Regions from separate parts of the Mus musculus genome. Here region 2 is linked to region 1. Evidence: chromatin loops called from intact Hi-C (ENCODE). Cell type or tissue: heart. All regions are shown on one strand. Region 1 overlaps Uvrag (UV radiation resistance associated gene). Region 2 overlaps Uvrag (UV radiation resistance associated gene).

Region 1 (5,000 bases):
GGTTGGCAGTCTTGGGTTCTATAAGAGAGCAGGCTGAGCAAGCCAGAGGAAGCAAGCCAGTAAGGAACATCCCTCCATGGCCTCTGCATCAGCTCCTGCTTCCTGACCTGCTTGAGTTCCAGTCCTGACTTCCTTGGTGATGAACAGCAGTATGGAAATGTAAGCCGTATATAAACCCTTTCCTCCCCAACTGCTTCTTCGTCATGACGTTTGTGTAGGAATAGAAACCCTGACTAAGACAAATACAAATATATCTACACAAGTTCTATCATTGAACACTCCTGCTGCTACAAAGCATATACATTGTATAAACAAACACTAAGTGCCTGTATGATAGTGGTATTTAAGCTGATTGCCTTTTGGTCATCTCTGCTCTTCCACAGAGACTTGCTCACAGTGTTGTGGCTGATGTTTGTACTAACCTCTTCAGGATTTCTATTTCTTTGCAACATTGTCTTCTCTACTTTTTAAAAGCTTCCATGAGGCTAGACTCCATGTTTCTTAGGCCTATCTTCTCCTCCCTTTGACTGTGAGCACAGCCTTCATGTGGGTGGCTAGTTTTGCTCATAACTCATGCATTTTCATATGCCTTTTAGCTTCTGGATTGGTTTTAAATTTATAGTAGCGGGTCTCCATATTTTCTTTTGAGCTGAGACTGGTGTTAATAATGCCTAGAATGTTGAGTGCTACTCATATTAATAAGAACCTTTTAAAAAGACTTAGAAAAAGAATTAAGTCTTCCCATGATGCTTGTTAGTAACTCCCATTACTATAAATGATGGCTCCCACGTTCATGATGTGGAGAGTCTAGTGATGAAATATTAGAAGTGTTAACTGTACTTAGTTATAGGACCTCACTGTTGTAAGATGATTAAACACACCAATAAGCGACTGAAGCATTTTATTATTTTAATTTGTAGAAACGTAAGTTTGGTAAGCTAATGAGAAGTGGCAGAACTCTTGGAGTTTGATTGACACCTATATTTAAACTTTTTTAAATGTGTGGATGACACATCAATTCATTCAGGCAACTTCTCTTGCAAAATATTCCACAGGTGGTATATTTATTTTTGAGTGGATACTGCAGGATTTTGTCTAGCCTAACACATTTGGTACTAAAAGAAACCCTTTTAGAAGCCATCTCCTAGTACTGAGCCTGATGAATGATATCCATGTGAAAGATGCAAGAAGTGTTTTCTTATTTTGTGGCTTCTGCATAAACTGTAAAGAGAGAGAAATCCATCCATAAGTTGGTTAAGAAGAACTTGGTAAATAGCCTGTTATTTTTTCTCAGAGATTTGAGGGGGCGTTGGTCCTTTCTGAGAGGACAGAGGCTGCATCTCACCAAGTGCAGGAATCGGGTGCGGCCACATGGGCCAAGATGGCACCCTGGCCCATTGCCAGGCCCCGTGAAACCCACATGTTTACTGCCTTGCCCGAACATGCGCAGTGAAACTGCATGCATAAGCTGCCTTCCAAGTTAGATTGTGCCTTGTGATCCGGATCTGTCAGCCTATCTGTGACCGACCTGAGCTCATGGCCTGGAGCATGTGTGATTCTGATTGGATGAGGTGGTGTGGAGCTAGATGAGGTCAGTTGCCGCTACTGTATAAATACAGCCCTTGCCCTAAGTGAAAGGAGCCCCAAGTAAAGGAAGAAGCTGCGGAAGAAGGACTGCGTGAACCCGTCTTGGTGTCCATGTCGTTCTTGACTCTGCGGGTCGGAGACAGCGGCAACCAAGAGAAACTTTCCATCCCAAATTGTACCTCTTTGTAGACAGCAATGGGAGCGAAAATTATGATCATAAAGAAGAGTCTAAATCATAAGCTGCCCGGGATGTCACTCAGTGGTAGAGCACTTGCAAAGTCAGTGTAAGGTTCCTGTGGGTCCCCACAGTGGGTGCGAGAGCACCAGCCTCTCAGGCACTGACTCCAAAGGGGGCAGTCCTTTCGGAGAACCGAGGGGAAACCTACAGGCCACACTGAGATGAGGCGGGCCCAGCCACCTCTGTAAGATTAGAGCTGGGTCTGTGCCTTCCTATCAGAGCAGTGCTAACGACCCCGACCCTCTGCCTTTCTGCTTGTAGTGGGGAAGAAAGCTGCATCCCCGACTCTGAGTGCTGTGCTGTGGTGGTTTGAATAGGTATGGCCCCATAAACTCATGTGTTTAAATGCTTGTTCATAGGGAGTGGCACTGTTAGGAGGTGTGGCCTGGCTGGAGGAAGTGTGTCACTGTGGGAGCAGGGTTAGAAAGTCTCCTATTACTCAAACTACTGGCAGTGTGGCACATAGTCTCCTTCTGCTGCCTGCAGCTCAACTATCAGCTCCTTCAGGACGATGTCTGCCAGCACGCTGCCATGCTTCCCACCATGATAATAATGGACTGAACCTCTGGAACAGAGCCAGCTGCAATGAAATTTTTTTCTTTCTAACAGTTGCTCTGGCCATGGTATCTTCACAGCAGTGAAATCCTAACACGCACTGTATATCAATCACTGCAAAATACCAGGATGGTTCTCAACTGGGAGGTTCCTCACCCAGGGAGCAGCATGCTTCTAACCGAGGGCAAGGGTGCACACTGGCGCCATCTAGAGGACAGAGACCAGGCTTGCTGCCGCTATTCTAAGGACCAGGGCAGGCTCTCTGCTGTCCACAAACCACCAATTATCTGCTCCTGAGTGTCAGTGGTGTCGTGAGAAACGTTGTCGGGGAGTCAGGAGAGAGAGAGAGAGAGAGAGAGAGAGAGAGAGAGGGAGAGGGAGAGGGAGAGGGAGAGGGAGAGGGAGAGGGAGAGAGAGAGAGAGAGAGAGAGAGAGCATGCAATGGGTCAGATCAAAGAGAAAACCAAGACCAAGGTCTGTGGGACAAGAGCTGCAAAGCCGGAGAATCCATGCACTAAAGAAACAAAGATAATCGAAAGGATATGGAGGATTCTCAGAAGGAGGAGATAGCATCCATAAAACTCAGATCAAAGGTTATGAGCAAATGGAGAGCTGTGGGTGGATGACTCAAAAAGGCGGCCCTAGAAAGGAGCAATTACTGTAAAACTCAAGCAAGCTAATGGGCGGGCCAAATAGCCGCACCCACTCGTGTGCTGTGAGCCACTATGATTTGTTAATGCCGTTTCTAATATCGTCCTCTAAAACTGCTTAAATTTGAAGTCGTCCACTGCGGGGTGCTGAGCATCTATTTTCCTAATACATTATCGATGTGACCTGCCAGCAACCAAGAGCAGCTGTGGCCTGTGAGGCTGGGGTGTGTGATTAGCAAAGCCAGAGCTGCAGCAAGGGAGGTTTAGTGAACTGCAGGTCACAGCACAAGTGCTGAAGCGGAGGTAGAGGTATCGGAGAGAAAGACCGTAGCCGACGGCAGGCAAGATAAATGGCTGGGTGTGGCGGCACATGCCTGTAATCCCACCACTCTGGAGGCAGAGGCAGGAGGATTACCACAAGTTGTAGGTCAGGTTGGTCTTCATAGAAAACTCCAGGCTAGCTAGGAACAGAACAATAATGATATATGCATTAGTACAGCCCTAGGAAGTCTGGCCAGCAGTTACATCAAAGTGTATCAGGAATATGGTGCTCAAAACTAGCAGGGCATCTACATGTAATCTGAAATGTATAGGAGAGAACTCTGCTTTCTGTGTATGAGTTAATGAATGAAAATGTCAGCACTGAGCCGGGCGTGGTGGCGCACGCCTTTAATCCTAGCACTTGGGAGGCAGAGGCAGGTGGATTTCTGAGTTCGAGGCCAGCCTGGTCTACAGAGTGAGTTCCAGGACAGCCAGAGCTATACAGAGAAACCCTGTCTCAAAAAAACAAAAAAAGAAAAGAAAATGTCAGCACTGAAGTAGGAAAGGGGGGAGAGGGAGGACAAACAGTAAAGGCCATGAAGGCTCAGTCAGAAGGTACTAAGTTAATCAGATTTTAGTAGCGACAGAATCAATATGAATGTGTAGTATAAAGGGTTTGTTATAGAAACAGCCTTGTGCAGTAGTGGGAAGAGCCGGAGGAGTAGAACGTCAAAAGGGGGAGTCCGAAGACCAGAGAAACGCCCCTAACCAGCCATGATGAAAATCTGGTGCAGGTGGTCAGTTCAGGACAGGATTTGGAAAGTGAGGTACATCTGTCCAGCTGCTGAGTGGATCCCCAAATTATAGGTGGAGACCACAGAAATCTGCTGCCGTCACATCTGCTAATGGGGCAGGAGCTGCTATTTGGCCAGCCGGAGAGAGCAGTATGCAGAATGGGAGTAGAGAGAGAAGATAGAATCTCCAGGCAGCCTGTCTCTCCTACCGGGTCTAATCACCATGCCCTTCAGAATGCAATGGCTCTACTTTCCCTCCAGCCCCTGGACCTTCTGCAGCTAACTTTTGGTCAACTAGCCTGGGTCCATCTGAACATTGGTATTCTGGAATGTTTACAGCTAGCCAAGTTGACCCAGTACATGTGAATAGGCTAGTATTCTATCCTAGGGCTGACAGTTAACAGCAGTAATAACCACTCAGGAAGTTATAATTTCCCTGTGCTTCAGGGGTTCTGATCTAAATTTTTACATACGTGTATATGTGTTCATCAATTATGATGCTCATCATGAACTTGTTCTGTAAGTTAATAGTAACTACAGTTTGGCAGGATCTAATAAAACAGGAGACACAGTGTATTTCTAAGTATATCCTCTAGAGAGAAATGCATGTAATGATATTTAATGTGTCATTATTTATTTTGGTGAAAAATAGAACAAATAAAACAAGCCGAGCAGTGAACTACTAAGCGGGAGTTCCGAGGGAGGTACTCAATGGTCTCAGTAACAGCTGCTCTCAGAGCATACAGATGGAGACGTAAACCGCAGAGGGAGAGCAGCACCGCAGAGGGAGAGCAGCACTCGGCTGCTTAGTCCCACAGAAGCCCTTGTCTTAAGCTGTCTCTTGTGAGACTATGCCGGGGCCTAACAAACACAGAAGTGGATGCTCACAGTCAGCTATTGGATGGATCACAGGGC
Region 2 (5,000 bases), 58 kb before region 1:
CAAAGGGCTGGGCCCTCTTCCATCAGTCATTAAGAAAATGCCCTATAGCTGTATCTTAGGGAGGCATTTTCTCAATTGAAGTTCCTTCCTTTCAGATAAGTCTAGCTTGTATCAAGTTGACAAAACTAGCCAGCACACTCAGACATGCAGGCACACATCTGCAATCGGAACACATGTAATCCCAGGTAGAATCATGAGTCTTGAACCAGCCTGGGCTACTTATGTACATCAACATTTTGCATCTTGAATATATTTTCCTAAATGTTAATTTAGAAGCTTTATAGTTTTCATTTTTATGTTCAGGTTTCTAAACAATGACATTTTTAGCATGGAATGAGAGAGGAAATTTTTTTTCTATAGATTAGGTTATTTCAGGGCCATTTACTAACAAGGGTTTTCTTTTTCTTGTTAAAGCAGATGAGTTATATGGAAGTTCTGTTTGTGAAATCTGAATTGTACTTAACTGATGTGGTTATACGGGATCATGTGACTATGACAGTTTTGTGTAGGTGCTATGGTCTGGTAGTGTAAGACCTCCAGTGCAATTCTTCAGCCTTTCCATGGCTCTTCTGGCCCTTGCATTTCTGCCGTACCATCTCCTTTAGTAAGGGCTGCAGTAGTTTCGATTGCTTGGCTGCTGTAGATCAGTTAGGCAGAGAATCACTGACAGTCTGACTCCTCACTCCATGTGTCTCCACCTGTTCCCCTGCTTGACTGTCTCAGCAACATCTTACGATTTCTGAGTTAAAGTCTTTGACATCCTTCATTAGACTTATTCTTAGTTATTTGTTTATATATTTTATATATCAAATATATTATATACATATATATGCATATACTATATTTGTATATATACACACATATAAGCAGTAACTCATCTATCACATTTATTCTGGAATCTTAGATTTGGCTGAATTTATTTCTAGTAGACTTGAATTACAGATCTCTTTTGATTTTTCTATATTCACAACCATAGCGTTTGCAGATACATACTCTTAGTTCTTCCCTTTTGGAAAAATGACTGTTAACTGGACAAAGTTGTTTCATTGTGTCTGTCCATACATGGATACACATACTTTGACCAGACCAATCCCTTGATACTTTTGTCTCTTGTTTTCCTTCCCTTCCCACACCTCCAGTGCTTTTTTTTTAATGCCCTTTCTCAGTTGCCTTGATTGCTTTAACATCAAGTACTGTGTTGAATAAAGTACTGACTGTGGACGTCTCGCCCTCTTCCCAGCCTTCAACGTAATGTAGCTATAGATCATTGTTAGTATACTTACTGGTCAGAAGATTTTTGTGACAGCCTGTGGTGTTTTGGTTTCAGTGTTACTCTTGTGTTGTTAGGCAAAATAAAACACTTTGTCTGAAAGATTAATACAGCTAGTATTTTACCCGCAAAGCCTCGAGGAGACAGATAAGGTGTTTTGCTTTGATGTTTTTAGTGCAAGGAGTTGAAACAGGGTCTCACAGGTCCTAGTCAGGAACTACCACTAAGCACACTCCTAGCCAGAGAAGGCTGTAACTATAAGTTAACAGGCAGTAATCGTTCGTCTTTTGATATGGGAGCTAGTGGTCTGAGGGCAGTTTGACTATTTGATCTAAATTAAACCTATTGACAGGAAGTTGTTTGTGATTGTCCCTTAATTCCTGCAGATGCCTGCAGCTTCTCCAGCGTTGCTGTGTCACAGAGCTGTCATGGAGTAGAGCTTTTGTAGCTCACAGTTCTGCAGTCCATGTAGGCAGCCCAGGTTCTGATGCGCATGGTGGACTGCAGTGGGCACAGGGTCTGAAGGAGGGAGGATCAGAGCTTAAATCAGGAACAGAGGCAGCACAGGTGGGCCAAGCTGGTCCTTCTATGTAACAGGCCTGGCCTGAGAATGGGAAGGGTCCCATGAGAGCGCTTGGGACTTTTTAAAGCTACGGTTATCTCCCAGTGCCACCACTGAGAACCATGCTTTCCCTCAAGTCATCCCTTAGGGGGCGGGCTTAAACCACTTTCCTGCCTGAGCAGCAGGTAATTTGTTTTCAGGCATCAGACTTTATCTCTCTTCTAACCGACCTTTCACCCTCACCATCTTTTGCTATCTCTGTTTCATCCAGGACAATGCCTGGTTTTGCTCAGATGCTTGCTGACCACACATCAGCCTTCTTGTTCACCACACCCCTCCACCTTCACTGCACAAACTCAAGAGTCTGCTGTGGCATTTCTCTGCATGCATGTCCTGTGCATCGATCATGCCTGCCCTTCTGTCTAGCCTCTGCTGCCCAGTCTAACCTCCTTGTCCCCTCTCCCAGCCCTCACCAGTCCCTGATAGGCCCTGTGTAGCATTTTCAAAAGTATAAGTGTAATAAAATCTTTTCCAGTGTAAAGTTGAATGGCTTCCTCAGGAGAGAGGCCTGCGCTCTTCCCATCACGTGCAGCCTTTCCCTGTCTGTGCCCATTTGTCCCTCTTAGTCTCTGCTGCCATGCATTTTCTTCTCCACTTTGTCCCTCCTCACAAGCTACAGGAGTTGTGTTCTGATCTGCCCTTGCTCCTCTGAGACATAGGCGTAGCAGTTCACATGCCTCATGATCAACCCTAAGCAGACAAAACCGTCTTCTCAAGCGCCACTGCCTGAGATTATAGTCACTGTCTGATTGTAGTTCTCAATATTTGCAAGTATTTATTTAATATACAACTTTTCATTTGTTATATCTTTATATTCACAACAATATCTAGCTTCCAAGAATTTTTGTTAAATCCACTTTCTACTTATCTCTCTCTCAGATAACGTTACAAGGCAAGGCACATCTGTCTTGTGTCACCAGGGTGTCTGACTATGAGGTAGCTGCTTGAACTCTGAGTGTGCAGCGTGCTGTGTTTACCTCAGCTGAGGCCACTGGCACTGGCCAGTCACCCGGGTGACTAGATGGTGTGTTTCTCTTTCTGGATGCTTTTCATAGATCTCAAGGAGTGTCCCTCCTCCTCTGGCAGCCATCCTGTGTGAAGGCAAAGCAGTTGTTTCTCCGCCTGTCAGGCCTTTCCCTCCTGGCCCCCAGGAGGATCAAGATGTACCATGCTATTTTGAAAAGCCTAAATACTTGAAACTTTTATTCTCCAGTTGGATTTGAAAGGGGGACATTATGAGCCCTATCCTATGTGGCAGGGGCTCTGAGCGTCTATTTGGATAACACTGAAGATTGGAGGAAATGTGACTCTGTCTGTGTGTTTTAAGCCCCTAAGGTAAGATCAGAAAGCGTCTGGGGCAGAGAGAGCCAAATAGTTGAAGTCATACATTAATTATGGTCATGAATCATTTTTATTTTTAAAGTCTTTACCATTTGACAAGGTTGTTTGCATAGTACCAGCGGAGCTCTGAGCTGCTCCCTCCCCGTAAAATAATGCTATTTGTTGACTTGTCCCTGGGTTGATAATTCCTAATGTTTTTAGTAAAAATTGCTTACTTCCCTGGCCTGAGGAGAGTGATCTTTATGCATTTTTTCTTGATAAAATATTTTGATCTTATAAGTGTAGGAAACAATGTCTTTCAGTTAATCTCGAAGACTAAGTCAGTCAAGATATCCAATCTTAGGACTGTGCTTACATATACGTGAATGCTGGACAGTCAGGAAATGGGTCAAGAGCTCCTTTGTACTACACTCTGCGGAGCATCTAGAGTGTGCATGAGAATATGAGTATTCTTGCCCCTCAGGAAGACCTGCTAAGGAAAAGGACAAGAGAAGAACCATTTGCTGTAATGTGGTCCTTAGTAGTGTCTGTTGTCATGTGTGTGATCTGGTGTAGATTTCCAGAGGAGGAGCCAATGCCTTCAGCTGCCTGGTGCAGCCACAGAAGGCCAGAGGAGCAGAGGTTACATCTGAGCTGCCTTAGTGGGTTAGGGTTCTGCTTACCTGCGAGAGACAGGGAAATGTGTGCGCAGATGCATGGATTATAAAGAGACACAGAAAAGAAGTGGCAGTGCGTCATCCAGGGAGGGAGACCGGGCTGGGCACGGAGTAGGGACCGTATGATGAAGACCTTCCCTTGTATCCAGGTTTCTGTAGAGGTGTGTTTGTAGGACTCTGTTATCAGTGTCTTAAACAACAGGATGCTGAGTCTGGAGGGAACTGCTCATCTTCAGTAATTATCAGGTACTTCCTAAAGCCTGGAAGGGTCCTACTGAAGTGCTTCCAGAGATACTGGTGCTATAAAAGTCACTATACAATGGCACCCCAGCCCTCATGATGATATTCAGTTTAAGACTGAGAGCTTTTTTTTTTTTTAAATGAAATATTTCCACACAGTACATCATAGTGCCATTTTGGTGTGGTCTTCGTTCCAGTCAGGATTTAAGGTTCCCATCACCTCAGCTTGTCCCTCAGTTCCCCATTGTCTGTCCCTTGCTCAGAAGCAGCTGCTACTCTGTGTCACCAATGATCGCTCATACCTGTGTTGGGTTTTAGACCAGGAGCAGTGCACAGCCCTGTTCTCCTCTGGTTCTCTCTTTCCTTTCCTTGACTTGTTTGGGGATGTGTTCATGTCCTTGTGTATTATCAGTTACTCTCCTTTTTATTGCTAAGTAGACTACAAGTCTTAATTTGGTTTTTAGTTTCATATTTGGTGGACAATTGGATTGTTTCTGTGACCTTTTGGTGGGGAGGGGGGCAGTGTCTTATGTAGCCTTGACTGGCTTTGAACTTACTGTGTAGCCCAGCCTGGCCTTGAACTTCTGATCTTCCTCCCTCTGCTTCCTGAGTTCTGGGATTGCAGATGTGCACAGCTCCACTTGGCTTCTGTGTACATTCTGAAACAGAGCTTACATGTTAGTCTTTTGTGTGTAAGCACCTATGGCTGGACTTGGTGAGTAGAAGGTTAGATGTATGCTAAAGTTCATTTAAATAGTCATTTCAGAATGTGAGGAGCATTTAACTTACCAGCAGTGCATGTAAATTCTACTTGCTCCCCACTCTTGCCATCACTGTAACTTTAGTTATTCTAATGTGTAGGAAATAGTAT

The links. A loop is a pair of places that touch in the nucleus more often than their neighbours do. Peaks named below come from ENCODE experiments on the same cell type or tissue, not always from the same donor. Only the 100,000 strongest peaks of a DNase experiment are listed, where the experiment ranks them.
Region 2: a loop joins it to region 1, with 1.8 times the contacts of the local background. A loop is called at or near these places in 2 of 42 quality-filtered maps.

The regions. Positions count from the first base shown.
Region 1 is chr7:98,960,300-98,965,299 of GRCm38, reverse strand. All of the region lies in intron 12 of Uvrag (UV radiation resistance associated gene), which reads left to right. Among named protein-coding and RNA genes, the nearest start is that of Gm33827, 86 kb to the right of the region's middle. In heart, a CTCF peak has its summit at 2,590 (motif pointing left); a DNase peak (open chromatin) is centred at 2,579; H3K27ac peaks cover 999 bases.
Region 2 is chr7:99,018,462-99,023,461 of GRCm38, reverse strand. The region is part of intron 6 of Uvrag (UV radiation resistance associated gene); the gene reads left to right. Among named protein-coding and RNA genes, the nearest start is that of Uvrag, 120 kb to the left of the region's middle. In heart, a CTCF peak has its summit at 1,971; a DNase peak (open chromatin) is centred at 2,921; H3K27ac peaks cover 2,229 bases.